Regions from separate parts of the Homo sapiens genome. Here region 2 is linked to region 1. Evidence: chromatin loops called from intact Hi-C (ENCODE). Cell type or tissue: heart left ventricle. All regions are shown on one strand. Each heading gives the region's core, and the rest is flanking DNA. Links, peaks and the distances in the headings are about the cores only.

Evidence for each region. Hi-C counts contacts between places; a loop is a spot of excess contacts. Peaks named below come from ENCODE experiments on the same cell type or tissue, not always from the same donor. Only the 100,000 strongest peaks of a DNase experiment are listed, where the experiment ranks them.
Region 2: it touches region 1 in a loop (2.4-fold over the local background); 7 of 110 quality-filtered maps call a loop at or near these places.

What each region holds. Positions count from the first base shown.
Region 1 is chr6:125,441,163-125,448,789 of GRCh38, forward strand. It overlaps LOC102723341 (a long non-coding RNA gene), which reads right to left and starts at 4,017. Exons shown (of 4, transcript NR_187740.1): 1 at 3,860-4,017. RefSeq lists enhancers at 3,523-4,036, 4,037-4,548. In heart left ventricle, for the core only: no CTCF peak of the experiment used is centred there; a DNase peak (open chromatin) is centred at 3,539; H3K27ac peaks cover 2,064 bases.
Region 2 is chr6:125,742,809-125,750,435 of GRCh38, forward strand. HEY2-AS1 (HEY2 antisense RNA 1) reads right to left here and starts at 6,617. Exons shown (of 5, transcript NR_183491.1): 1 at 6,151-6,617. It overlaps HEY2 (hes related family bHLH transcription factor with YRPW motif 2), which reads left to right and starts at 6,824. Exons shown (of 5, transcript NM_012259.3): 1 at 6,824-7,051. The coding sequence starts at 6,969. RefSeq lists an enhancer at 2,541-3,208 and silencers at 4,979-5,158, 6,333-7,042. In heart left ventricle, for the core only: a CTCF peak has its summit at 4,208; DNase peaks (open chromatin) are centred at 4,193, 5,033 and 5,413; H3K4me3 peaks cover 2,500 bases; H3K27ac peaks cover 2,500 bases.

The DNA of each region.
Region 1 (7,627 bases), core at 2,533-5,032:
TCTGTCTGTCTTCTTGAGCCTTCATTTAATCCAAAAACCATGCATAGTCATGCACTGTGTAACGTTTCAATCAATAACAGACTGCATATACTACAGTGGTTCCATAAGACTATAATATATTTTCACTGGACCTTTTCTATGTTTAGATACACAAATACTTACCACTGTGTTTCAATTGCCTATAGTATTCGGTACACTCACATGAATTGATCTGTAGCCCAGGAGCAATAGGCTATTGCATATGGCCTAGGTGTGTAGTAGACTATACTGTCTAGGTTTGTGTAAACACATTCTATGGTGTTTGCACCATGACAAAATTGCCTAAGGATGTATTTCTCAGAATATATTCCTGTTGTTAAGTGACACATGACTGTATGCACATCTCTGTATTCCTGTGCCCATTCAGGACATAGTCCATATGGTACTTATGCCCTCAGTAAACATTTGAATGATATAAATATCACCCACAGAAAACAGAAGAAACAGGAGAGTGAAATTTAGTCTTCACTGTCAATAAATATTTAACAAATGTCTACTAAGTTAGATTTTAGGGATAGGGTGGTAAAAAAAATCTTTCTTGGAACTTATAGTCTATTTGGGGAGAAAGTTAAAAACAAATAACAAAACATAAACAAAATAATGACAATTGGTAATAAGTGTCCTGGAAGAAACAAACAAGGTGCTAAAGAAGAGCTGAAATCCTGAGATTTCTAAAGGAAATTTCAGCTTAGAAAAGACAAAATCAAGCCTGAATGCATCCAAAGGGAGAGCTCGGTAGGAATTAGATCCTTTACAAGGTTCCTTGCTGAGTGCTCCCATCTTTGCTTTATTCCTCTACTCTTAGGCTCACAGTTCTTGTAGAGTACATCCATTCTCCAGTACATCATCTCCTTTTTGTAAACCCCTATCCTCTCTTCGGAATCAAGTTCCCTCCCTGATTCCCCAAGCCTGAATTACCTAGTCTTATAATAATGCCTTTGGGGTTTCTGTAGGACACACCAGCATAGGAGCAAGCCACATGCCGACCCCTTTAGATCTCCATATCAGTGTGGGTCATACTAATGCTTCTTAACTTTCCAGAGGCTTAATGGATGTCTGTTGGATGGTTCTCTCCCCTCCTCCCTCTCTCTTTCACACACACGTATACACACACACACACATTCATTTTCACATATACCAATGGTAAATATTAATTCTTAGATTTTAAACCCAAATAAAGAAACATCCTTCTCAAATGCCTATAATTTGCAAGTTTGTCTCGCTCTCTCTCCATGGAGTCAATTCTTACCATTGCTACTGAGCCTCTTCTGTGTCCCCAGTATGTGCTTCACGCTGGGGACACAGAAACAAAGACCAAAAGTCCCACTTTCACACACTGATTGCCCAGTGAGAGTCTTATCCACCTCAAAAATATCTTTTGCATCTCTAGTCTTTTCTCTCCATCTCCACTCCATTGAGTTTTCACTGCTTTCCTGGTACAGTTTTCTCTGGCTGCCTTGAGCTTGTGGCTGTCTCAGTTTTTCTAGCACTTGTTACAATAGACCTTATGTTATTATTAATGTCTGTTTCTCCACTAGACTATAAGGTCTTTGAGGGGTGGGATCCAGGTTTGCTTCCCTGTACCGAATACTATGCTTCTCAGATAATAGATGCTCAATACATTTTTTTGAGTAAACATCTCTTAAGCCCAGAAAAGACTCTCCAAGTGACATTGAGTGACTTTCCAAATTCCCATTAAATATTAGAGGTAGGTATGAGCCACTTCTTTCGCTGTTGGGGAAACCGAAGTTCTAAGAAGAGAATTTGCATTTTTACAGTCTTTTTCCTTTCAAAGCTCTTTTGTGTGTAAAAGAAATTTTGTACAGTAAAGAATGATCTCTATGTAAATGACTATCATTTATTATGCTATCCCTGGGGAAGAGTCATGAAATAACTTGTTTTGAATAACCCCACTTCACAGATGCAGACGCTGAGAGAAACAGAGCATTAGTGTTTGACCTAGGGCCAACCAATCACTCAAGGTTCAGCCACTCAGGAGTCAGTTCTTTATATGCAAGCACTGTAAGAACTTGGTGAGTTATCTTTACATTGATGATGGTTTTCTCCAGGCTTCCCACCTATGGCTAAAAGAGTACAAGGGGAGGAGTCAAAGCACCTGGGTTTGAAGCTTGACTCCACTACAACTAGGTCTGGGTTAGCTCTAAGTCCCAAAGTCATGATACTTGCTATGTCAGCTTCTTGGATCAAGTGAACTAATACATGCCTAAATCCTACAGTCTGTTTGAGCTGTGTGTGTGGTACCATTTCCATTTTTTTCTCTAGGCCTTATAGATCACTTATGGCAAATACTGTGTCTTCTTCTGGCTTTGCAACACCAAATTTGAATGGTTAATTTACTGCAAGACATTGTATGAGTTCTAAATCCATATTAAACTAATAAAGATATATAAATAAGTAATGCTAAAATAAATCCAAGACCAAAAAAAAAAAGAAAAACCAAAGAGCAAAAGTGATTCATCTATTTCAAATCTCCTAACAGTAGAAAAAGAATCCCAGCATTTTGGTAGGCTCCTTTTTAAAAAAAATTACTCCAAACGTAAGATAAATATGGAGGTCTAAACACACAGCTAAAGAAATCCATTATAACAACTCAAATTCATTTGCACCAAAAATAACAAAAACTTTTGGCTTTCAGTTATATAGATCTATGTCTGGTTACTCATTCCTTAAAACAGGATCTGTAAATCAAGTTGCTGACATTTGAGTGGTGGCTGGAGTCCATTTTCAATTTCATTTCACTTCATGTAATTACGCTCAATTATGGTTTAATAAATTGATAATATCAAATTAATGCTTTCTTTGAGGTTTGAAAAATCCCAGACACCACAATGTTTAAGAAAAATTCCTTTAACCTACTGCATCATGTCTCATCCAGTCGCTGATACAGAGTCCTGCCCTAACTTGGAAACTCTGCTCCACAACTATCTGCAGAGGAGACAGCACTGAGAGGAAGCATTTAAGCCGAATACATCCAAGTAGATGTGGATAAAAACCCAAGGAACTTTTCCTAAAAGTAAGGCACTCATCCAGCTTTCCTGTTTGCTAACATCATCATGCAAAACCCCGTGAGTTTTCAAAGGTTATGGACCAGCCACTGCTTCTTTGTGAGGCGGGGAGACCTGCACCACGGCCACATCATCAAATTCAATGGCATGTCCCAAGGCAACGCCTGTCCTTTCAGGCTGAAAGCTTCATTTGTCTTCAGTTCTGCCGAGACCCCAGAGACAGAGCTGCTTTGACAGCCTCCCACTCTCTGAGGGGTCACCTGTCGCCTTGCCCAGGTCAAGGGAGGTCAGCTTCTCAATGGGAATTTTTTAAAAAAGGAGGCAGGCACGGGTCTGTCCATAAAAGGACCTCTTTGAGGTTGGTGGAAAAAAAAATGCAATGCATTTTGTGTTCCCAGTTAGACCTTCTGGAACGAGGCCGCCTGAGAACAGGCCTGTGAACAGTTCCTACTGGAGGACGGCCAACAGAGGCCACCCAGACGTTTTTCACAGGACCTCTAGCTGCCTCTGCTAACCCAGAGGCAGACGAAATTGGAGTCAGGGCGGCCACCTCCTGCCCCCGTCTCCCCACCCCCACCCCTGGGTGGCTGCTGAGCAGCACAGGAGTTTACTGAACCAGCTGCCTCCTGACAGGATAAAGCAATTTAGGGTCAAGGACAGGAAACCAGATTTGCACAGGCAAGCACAGTGAAAAGCTGCCATTCGCTGATGACCATATGGAGCCTTCACTCTTCTTTTCCTCCCTTCTCTTCCACACACGACCTCCCACACAACAACCCTTTCACTCAATATACCTGCTGGAAGAGAGTTCAGTCACATTTTGACACAAGTAGCAGGCCCATATGCAGTTCCTGTGAACATTTCTTCTGTCCCTTTTCCTCCTTTCCTTTCCTCTGGAGGCCTCGGGCATATCCAGTGGGTACCGTGCGCTGGGCTTGTGCAACGTGGAAAGGCAGGGGCAAGGGCAGCTGTGGGCAGTGCTCAGCTGTGGGAAGGAACCTTGTGAGGAGCCGCCTCCTCTTTTCTAGCAGAGAGAAAAGAGCTGCCTGTTCTCTAGCCTTCCTCCCCAGGAATCAAAGAGCCTCCCCACACAGGGCACCCACCTCTGAACAGCCAGCCCGCCTGACAGCTCACCTCAACTAAGTGTGCCTTCCCTCTCCTTCCTCCCGCCCCACTCCTCCACCCACTGTGACAAACCTGAATGTGCTCTTGAATTTTATGCTTCGTTCTTTGGGCTTATGCTTTGCTTCAATCTCCATAAGACAAAAATGTTAATTTGCTTTTTACCAAAGCCAGTTCAGATATCCCCTTCTGTGTGAAGCCTCTGGATGCGTTCAGATATTCCCTCCTCTTACAATCTATATGTAAAACTACTACTGATTTGTAATGAAGTCCTTTAGCTACCGCCGGGGAAGTGTGGATTTTAAGGCTCATCTCCAAGCACCGCAGCATGGATGCTTCATCACTGCTTCTAAACTGATGCCCCTTATGACTAAACCCAGGCATTTTGGGGGATGGCTGGCGGACACTGAACCTAACAATCCCATGTGTTAGAGCTCATAATTTTGGCTTCATTTGAGCAGTACCCTAACAAGCCCTTTAGCTGACCAGCCCCAGCTCTTAGTTACCAACAGGCAGCACAGTCTAAGATGAACTGACTCATTATCATCTGGGAGTGCAGATTCCGGACCATGGCATCTAAAGACAAACCTATACAAGAAAATTCAGGAGGGAAACAAAAGAACTCCAGCATCATCCCCTTACATGGCTTTTTGTAGCACCAAGCCTTTATTAAATTCAGTGTGTGTTCTTGTGGAATCTGCACATGTCCTTATTGTCGCTTCTTTAAGCCTGAAGCAGTCTTGCCTCTCTCAGCTGTCTTGTTCATCAGAGGCTGATGGCTGCCGGTTACTGTTTAGTTGCTGGTAGGATGCTATTTGAAGGAACCACATCTGAGGATGCTCATGCTGCTAAAGTATCTTTTTAGTTGAATAATGCAAGACAGCACATTTGGGGAGGTAGAAGCACACAGTGGCAGTTCAGAAGGAAGACAAAGAGGAAACAGACCGCTGACTTTGGTGGGAACCGGGGTGGTATGTGGTGTCCCTCACATAGAGACACAGATCCTAGCAAATTACCACAATGCCAAACAGAGGGCCATGACAGACATAATGGAACCACGTCCCTCCTTTGTCCAACAATTAAGAGAAAAGTTACAGTATTTGCTTTTGCTGTTTTCAGCCAAGAGCATTAAAAGTATGTTTAGTTTCCCCCTTAAGATGCATTCTAAACATTTCTCAGGTGAAGAGTATGGAGGATATATGCTACCATGGAGCTGCAGCCACTGTCTCAAGCTGTTCATGTTTCCTTTTGGGACTTGTTTCCCATCACACTCCTACTTGCTAATTCCTCCAACTTGTCTTAGGCCACTGGGAAGTCTCTGAGTTGCTCACCTATTGTTTCTCCTTTTAAATTCCAATTCATTCTCAGCAAGCTCATCACCTGTACAGCAGGGCTCCATGAAGCTCTTCAGAGCTTGCTGATTCTGCTTCTGGGGGGTTGCTAAAGGAATAGATTATAGCTCTCCCACTTTGCTGTCCCTGGTCATTCATTTGGTCATATGCAGCTCCATGACATCACCAAGTGAGCGCATCACATGCCTGGTTTGTGCAAATTCCCTTACCAATTGCTTGTCATTGTTTTGATGGAAAAATAAGAAAAAATAAGGGTAAGGGCACACCTCAACTTTTCTGTACTGCAAAGGTCACAGGTATTTTACAAAAACACACTGCAGACACCAAGTACTTCTTAGACTATTGAATAAGTTGTAAGAAACTCCTGAGCTTTTTTCCTAAGCCCCTCTCTGCTCTTCTCACTGAGATACCTCAGTTCTGAACTTGAGATCAGGCTGGAGATTAGGAAGCTTCAAAGGCTATTTATACGAAACACATACAACATACTTAGGTTCTGATGTAGAAGACAATACTCTTTCAAACTTATAAGTAAAACTCCACAAAAAAAAAACTTTTTAATGAATGCAAGGATACTAATCTCTTATAATAATGAGAAATCATCTTTGGAAAACTTTAAGTTATGGCTTTGGCAAATAAAGCATATATATATACACACACATACATATACATATATTAGACCTATAATGTCCCCCTGGCAATCCACAGGAAGTACAGTATGCATGAACAGATGAATGGATACAGAGATCCTCTCAAATGATTAAGATGGAAATGTATAATATATTTCTCAAAACAAAGCTTTGTGAAAAAAAAAAAAAAAAAAAAACTCTGGGATGGCCTTCTCGATTCCCAAAAGGCTCAAGATGACTTTGGGACATAGTAAAACCTAAAAGAAAGGAAACCAAATAAAATCTGCAGGATCATTACATGGTAGGAAGTCATTTTAAAACTGGGAATTTAAGAGCTATGACCTCTGGCCATCCCAGATTCCATCCTTTGTCCTCGATACCCCGAGTCTTGTCCCATGTAACAGTCTCTGAGGAGCCTTGGTGACACTAATTCATTTATGTATCCAATTTATTCAAGAAGTGTTTGCTTGGGCATTCATTATTTCAGTACATGGTGTTAAGTACTGTTGGATTTACAAAGAGTAATATTCATAGGGAAGATTCACCGAGTGACTACTAATCCCTATAGTAAGTGCTTTATATGCATTTCTTACTTTATTCCTCACAATCCCACACTATGAAGTAGGTATGATGGTTATTATTAGATTATTTCAACTTATAGGTGAGAAAAGTGAGACTTGGATTGGCCAACTTACCAAGGACATAAATCTATTAAGGGGTTTTCTGGAATACAAGTCCAGATAATCTGACTCCAGATCTCATGTTTTAACCACTACTCAACCCTAAGCCAGGACATAACCAGCCCTGAGGTACTTATACTTTAGTGGAGGAGGGAAAGCACATCAACTTGTAGAGATACTACAAGGCAGTGTGCTGTAGAACAGGAGCTTAGGAGCTTGAATGTTTCCTGGAACTGGGCTATATAAGGGTGAAATCACCCATGGCTGAGGTAACCATAGGTAGCTTGAGAGGGAGACAGAATTTGAGCTATACCTTGAAGGGTAGGTAGGATTTTATAATTGTATCATTATCTCAATTCAAACCTGAATAAAACAAAACAATTTGTAATTGTCCTACTCTTTCTCATGCCCTAGTCATGGAATCATTTTTTTAGCTCAATACTACCTTATATGAAGTCTTTTCCAAAGCATTTGAAAAGACTACTGAATTTATTTCCTCTTCTGTTCCTACAACTGCCAAATTGATTCAAAGCCTCATGTCTTCATCCTTTCTGTGCTGCTATAACACAATACATAAAGAATACATAACAGAATTAATAAAGAAAATAAATTTTCTCACAGTCCTGGAGGCTGGGAAGTCCGAGACTGAGGGGCTGGCATCTGGTGAGGGCCTTACTGCAGTGTTCTTACAAATTAGAAACATTATAGTAAGGGATATAGGAATTCCCTGTCCCTGTCGACTTGAAGGAATTAAAGCATTTTATCAACAGAAAAGTGGAAAC
Region 2 (7,627 bases), core at 3,095-5,594, 300 kb after region 1:
AAAATCAAGCCATGATTAATGAAAATTAGTCTTATCACTTTCAAGTGCACACACTAACAGTTTGTCAGTTATCTCTGTCCATAGCTCTTTGGTTTCATTTTCTGATCATTTCTCCCACAGTTCTGTTTAAGTAGTCCCCACTATGATGTTCCTATTAGTTCTCAAACTACATTTTTGAATAACAACAAAGTGTTCATTATCAAATTAAAGAATGGACATTCTTTTTCCAATTCACATTGCACAGAAATAAATTTATGATTAAAACGTTAAAATTTGAATTGAGCCTTTTTCATCTCAACTAGAATCTATGTTCACAAGTATACTATCTAATTTAGCAATATTTCATGGGTCCATGCAAAGAGGACATGATTTTTCAGGTGTACTACCTGAACATCAGAGAAAATCATTCTCCCAACCCTTTAGTATAAAAATTTTATTTCCATCACACCAAGAGGTTTAAAATACTAGTCTGTTTTTCTAAAGGTCTACATTTTAAAAACTGCATAAAGAAAGTTATTTAAAACACAGACAATAGAATCGACAAAACATAAAATAAACTGAAATAAAGTGAATGCAATTTTCAAAAATAGAGAAAATATGCAAATACATATAATATATAAACTCTGTTTTGCAAATGGTGGTTTAATTACAAAATGCAGCATTTTCCTCTCTGACTTGAACTACTGTCTTCTGACAGATATTACCCTAGTCCTTCATATACTAACAAGTCATGTTAATTATAAAACCGTTCATTATTTTCTGCCTTTTACATCTATAGACAGACAGACAAGTATATACCCACATACATCATTTATATTTGTCTTCTATTTTCTATTCATATTTTGTCTTCTATTTTCAGGCTTTATTAATGTTCCCATTACAACTGTTATTCTAGCAAAATCCTGCTAGCCAGCCTTGACAAGTAAATCCTGCAGCGCTGTGAGTTTTGATACATGATTCAATAATGACCTAGGATTCTCAGATTAAAAGTGCTGTGGAAATGTACAGTGTCCCTTTCTTCCATATTCAAGGCACAGTACACTGCCCTTCTCCACTGTGCAGTTGAGCATGGTTGTTCTCTGCTAAGCAGCATGACATTTGGTTTCCAAAGAGATTGTGTTGCCCTAATGAATACTGCAATTCCTCAAGAAACTATTCGTTTCTTTGAAGTATTCATGTCCCAGAAATGTAAGGAGCTACTATTCAAAACCAAAATCGGTCTCTAAAAATTTTCAGTCCAATATTCTCAATATACTAATATATTATTAAATTATTTTGAAGGCTAAATCCAGAAAAATGTAGTCAAATTCTTCTCTAGTAGAATCAATCCAGTCCCGTCTAGGGAAAAAAACTGCTATGTTTCTGTTTCTTGTAAAGTATATATTTCAATAAGTTTGTAAAATATGGAGGTCTAAAAATAGCCTGTATTTTTTTCCACAGTAAATCTAAAATTAGCAATTCCTTATTTCCAGTCTATGAAGGTTTTTTCCCCAGAAAGTCACCTGCCAATTTTAAAATAATCAGATAAGGGCAAAAATGTGCACACATCTAATAAAAATATTTCAATAAAAGTGTTGAGAAAATATAGCTGTTATTTGTAGTCTAGTGGAAAAGACATTTAGCCTTAAATATTTCCACAGCATTTGATATTTCAGAAACCTGTAGAGCCTCTTCTTTTCTTTCACTTTTATCAAATAATGCCAAACAAGCAGATCCAGGAATCTTTAATTTTTTCTTCTGACACTGAAAGAAGAAACTTTCTTACAGAGAATCCATATTTTTGGAACTCTGTGAGACAGTGGTTTTATTAATGTCAATTAATCTTGACAGCTTAGTAGATGGTTTATACAGCTATTAGAAGATATACTATTGTCTTCATTTATGCATAATGTAAATGCTATTATTCATGTTATAATTAACAGAGACACATGAGAATTTTAGACAAAATAATTATTTTAAATAATTAAATTATTTGAAGTCCATGAACAAGGCAAGCATGAAGTTCTTTTAGAATTCAGTGACTGGGTAATAACTTTCTTTTTTGAAAAACAGTGTGCTTTCTCTTTTCTCATTATGAAAGTTAGAAAACTCACTGTGCTTCTCTTCTGACTTGGCCACCAGGAAGTTCCATGTTGAACTAGGTCTTATTCACAGTTAAGTATTCCTTCCCATTTGAAGGCATATTCTCTTCATCTTTTCATAGCTTTTTAATGCACGGTTGCTTACTTCTATTTTATTATTCCAATGAGTGTAAATTCTACATATACAAGTAAAGAAGCAGAGAGTTCATTAATTTTAACAAGAAATTAATCTGAAACCATTTATTGTACCCCTACTGTGTGCTGGGCATTTTTCTAGGGGATGGGAATGTAGTTTATTAAAAGAATATTTTCATAAGAGAAGTGAATATGTTTCATTGTATCCTTAAGAGAGGGGGGAAATCTGCCAATCAAACCAACTTCAAGAAAATGGAAATTTAAAAGAACTTCCTTAAAGGCAAAGCCTGCCAACATCAATTTAACTCCCACAAAAAGTTAAGCTAATACACTGAGTGTTCTCACTGTTGCTTACTGGCACACGGAAAACTGGTTACTTGCTATACACCCCTCTTCTCAAGGGTCCTGCAATAAAACTAGTCTTTATCCTGAGGCATGCTAAGCACTAACAACACCATAAAATAAAAGCTTTTAAATAAATTGCCCCTCAACAACAGTTTTAAAGATCAGTTTAAACATTCTAACTTTCGAGAGAGAGCTTTGGGTCATAGATTTCCTACCTTGAAGCTTCTGCTGTAACAAGTAAGTCGCAATTACTGGGGCAAGCCAAGAAATACAATGCATTTTGTGTGGCTGACTGGGCAAGAAAAATTAACTAGTAAAGCAGCTCCCTTTCAGGGATGACTTCAAGGTTGGTGGGCCTAAATTTGCACTTGCTTTCAGCTTTGTTTTGCTTTACTGGCTTGCAAATATGTGTCACACAGTGACCCTAGGTTGGCCTGCCTGCTGCCAGCCTGATGTTGGAAAAGGTATTGAAATGTACAAGGATCTTGCCCTTGGCCTCCACTCCTAGGGCGCAGCATTCTCACACATTTTAAGGCGTTACCAGCTCACAAAAGCCTTGTAGTCAGGGAAGGCAGCCCAACAAGGCTGCCCACAGATACACACGTGTTTGTCACCTGCCCCAGCAATTGCAAATAGAATAGCTCTTCTCAAGGCAACCTGTTTGTCCTCCCTTTGAAAGAGAAGGCTGTGTAAATAATTATATTTCAGATGTGGCAAAATATTGGAATTTTCAATTTGGACTATGCTCTTAGGCATCTCAGACTAACACAAAGTTTTCTAATTAACAGAGATGCCCTTATTTCACTGAGAAACCAAGCTAAAACTTTTAAATGGTGTCACATCTTGGTGACTTTCTAAGCCCATCAAATACCTGAGTGGCCAACGTTTTTTACGTAGCTGCGAGCAGCATCTCAAAGGATTTAGAGAAGCAACAAATAACAAAGTGTGACAGTCGATCTTGGAAAACCAGAGGGCTCTAATGAAGCAAAAAGTAGATGAAGAGGCATAAAAAAAATCCAGGTTCGTTCCAAAAAAGTTTTACAATTATAGCAAAGCAATCATTTCATCGGTTTGTGCAACAAAATTCAAAATCTGCGGGGCGAGATAATACTTGGCCAACATCGCCAAATTTATCAATACGGGTGTAAAAACTGTAACTTTTTATTAAATGGGTGTGAAAAGAGTCGGGGAGGAGGAACAGGACCACTAAATCTGGTATTTCCAGATCTCTGCATTCAACATCTCACTCCCACGCCATTAAGTTAAATAACATTTAGCACAAAACACAGGCTAGACCACCAATTTCGGGAGGGCGTCTGAGTCTTCCCTTCTCCATTCCCTTTAGATCGGCCGTCCTGGCCTTTCTTTCCTAACGGCATCTCCTTTCTAATAAAGTCCCTCGTATCTTTTGGTGTAATTAACTCATGGTACAAATCCTTCAAAAAGAAAGGAAAGAACTGCGGTTTGCTCTACGCGCGGACATCTTTTCTTCCTAAGCCTTCCCTTTCGCTGAAAAGGTTGTCGCAGAAGGGCGGGGAGGCTTGAAATCCCGCCGTTCCCTCATTCTTTCTCTTTTCTTTCTCTCCACATAACGCCTCCCCTACACCTCCCCACCTCCAATCCACTACCGTATTTAAGTCGGCGGGGGCGCTTTAAAGGGTTTCCTGTGTCTGTTTCTGTCTCTCTGACCCGAAACGCACTTTCGGTTATAGACAGACAAGGCGCTCAACCAAGGGACAGGCAAATGGAATAAACAGCTGAGGAGAATAAACGACCTAATGGGGAAATCTCGTGCTGCCTAATTGCTATTGTGTTTTGCAGATAAATAAGCATATTATTTTGATAGCGTTCAAAACCCTGAGCTCTCTTGCCCTATGCATTCTTAACAGACTTCTATGGCGCTTACTATATACCAGGCGCTGTTTTAAATGCTTTTAAAATACCACCTTCTTTGCTTAAAAAATATTTTTAACAGATTTAAAATTCCGTGTGTGCTTTCGAACTTCCCTGCTATACTCTTCTTTATACATAGTACAGCAGTTGTCTTCAAAGACAAATTGAAAAAAAACTTTAACCAGTTGCTACTTAATTGCCAGCAAATCGTTTCCCTCTGCAATTTTTCGCAATCATAATTAAATACACTAGTATAGTGGCAAAGAACTGTTAGATTTTTTTTTTTCAGTGATGATCTCAGGTTTTGCCTCAGGCGTTTGGACGCGCCCGCTAATTGCCCGTGTGGCAAACATGAGTTGCACCTGCAGGCATTTGAATTCAGAAAAACGTGCAGCCCTCACGGAAAGTTGTGACGGTCGAGCTTGAGCCTGGCGGGCCGCGGAGCGTTCACCTGCGGCCGGGAGGTACTGGCCCAGGGCGCTCGGGGCGGGAGGTGGCAGGCGACCGGCGCGCGTCAGGCTCGTCACCCGCTGGATTGCGGGGCCGGAGCGGGGACGGGGTCTGGGTCCTGGCCCGCCCTCGTGCAGCCGATCGGAGGCCCCGAACCCCGCGCCGACCCAGCCATCCGCCCTGAGGCCGACAGGGGAGCTGGGGTTCACCGACCCCCGCGGCCCCGCCGTCGGGCGCGGACCCCATCCAGCCCCACCTGGCCCCGCCGAGTGTGTGCTTTGCCTGGGGTTAAGTTTCAGAAGCCAAGATGGAACGATTCGGGTTTCTATTCACAAGGTTATTGAAGGCATGGCGGTGGGGACCGCGCAAAAGAGATGAGAGTGTGGGGGGAAAGGGGTTTCTGTTCTAATAAGGGCTTAGCACGCTGGCCGCAGGTCCTCCGCGCCGACCGGGCTCCTTCCCGCTCTCCCCCGGGCCAAACCCCGCCAGGGTCCCGTCTTTCCCAGTCGCGTCCTTTCCTCTTCTCCCCGCCCCGCGCCGGGCTTGTGTGGACAGAGAACGGAGTGTCAAAGGGACGCCCTGGGCCGATCCCCAGGAAGCTATGAATCCCTCCGTGACGGAGGGGTCTGGGGATCGATAGACGGCCCTTTCTCAGAGGCTCTCTCCACTACTGACCAAGCGGCCCTGCCAACGTGTGGTTTCCGGCTGGACCCCAACCCAGCCGCCGCCAGTCTCCCGGCGCCCCTGGCTGGGTCTCGCTCAGTCCCTGCCCTCGCAGACGCACAGCGGGGTGGCCAGTTCAAAAGTCCTACATAACTTGGAGAGAACCAGCAGCTAGAAAACCTGTTTTAAACACACAGCTTGAGTTTTATACAACCCACGTTGTCCAAGGCACGAACTGTTGGACACGAATTCATACTTTAGAAACCAAATCTAATTTCCAAGCGCCAATCTTCACCTCCCGGACTCTAACTCTGCGGCTGCGAGTGCATACACCAGGGGGACTGGAGGAGACTGGAGGCAATTATCTGGATAATCCAAGCCCGAAAAACTCGAACTTGAAAATATACGATTATGTCCTGAAATGCCCGCGTCATTGATCTAGTCTTTCCTACCATCAGAGCTGACACAGCTCCAGTCCACGGGCTTCTCCGCGGGGTCTAGGATCCACAGTCCCTGGGGGCTGAAGACCCAATGGAAGTAACTGATGGATCGCAAATTGGAAATCGTAACGTGGCCGACAGACCTGATCAGGAAAACTCGCGTCCTTATATGAAACAGCCCCGAGGCCGCGAAAGTAGCCTCAGGAGTTGTCAGATTCAAAAGCAATTTTGATTTAAGGTTTTCAAAAGCCCCAGAGGGCAAATGTGACCACTCGGGTCAGCCAGTCAGCAGTTTGGATCCAGACAGGGGACCACCGAGTGGGGCGGCCGAGGAGCCGCGGCGCCTCCCGACGTCACACGCGCCTGCTCGCACTTAGCCACGCGCTTGGGGTTATTCTTTACACTCAGGACTGAAACTTCGCCCGCGAGACCGCGGGGCGCGGAGGAGGGCCGAAACCCAAGGTCCAGGTCCAGGGCCCGCCCCCGCGCGCCCGCGTTGGCGCCCGCGCGCTCCCTCCGCAGGGGTTAGCAAGATTGCGCTCATTCTCGCCCCGGCTGCTCCCCACCCGCTCGCTGCTCTGGGGTACCAGGTCCGCGGCCGCGTTCCCACGCCTCGGCTGGAGCCTTGCGGCGGGCATTGGCGAGCGCGGCCCCGCCCCCTGGCCCAGCCAATCGCGAGCCACGCCGACCAGCGAGGGGGAGGTGCCGGGCGGAAGGCCTGGGCCGGTGCGCGGGGGCGGGTGAGGTGGCCCCACCCGCTCGAGGGGGGGGCGTGGCCGGCGCCGGCTCTTGCGGCCGAGCAGAGTTGCGGCGTGGGAAAGAGCCGCTAGGAGCAGACCGCGCCGCCGCCGGAGCCGCGCCTGCCCAGGCCCGGGGAGGGAGGAGGCGGGCGTCAGGGTGCTGCGCCCCGCTCGGCGTCCGAGCTTCCGGCCGGGCTGTGCCCCGCGCGGTCTTCGCCGGGATGAAGCGCCCCTGCGAGGAGACGACCTCCGAGAGCGACATGGACGAGACCATCGACGTGGGGAGCGAGAACAATTACTCGGGGTGAGCGCGGGCTCCGCGGGAGCGGCCCGCAGCTCGGGAGCTTGGGGTAGCTTTGTGAATGCGTGGCTCCCTGGAAATCCCGAGGCTGGTCTCCGCAGCATCTAGGTAGAGAGGGAAAGTTTGGCCTGAGAAAGTTTGAGTGGTGGGCGCTCGCAGAGCGTGAGTTGGGATGGGGCAAGGGATGTGGATTTTCACCGTAGGGGTGGAGTAGCCAGGATGGGAGACGCCACTGAAAGGCAGAGCGCAGGAGTTGGCGAGGGAGGGTCCTGGCTGTCACAGTTGGACGCGCGAACGGCAGCGTCTGGGCGACAGGCGATGTCCCAGCCACTGAAACCGTATTTGGGGGCACTTTCAAAATAGATCAGGAGAAAATAAAAACAATTTGATTTTTGATTTTTAGAGATACCAAAATCACAACTTGATTTTTGGAGGAATTAAAGCAACCTGCGATGTCAAGGCTACGTAGGTTGAACTTTGCAGGTTGACCGTGTGTGACTTGGCTAACGCAAGAGTGAGTGACAGATGTAAGCATCGGAAAGGGCATCATTTCTTTGACTGCTTGTTCTCAAGTCTGGA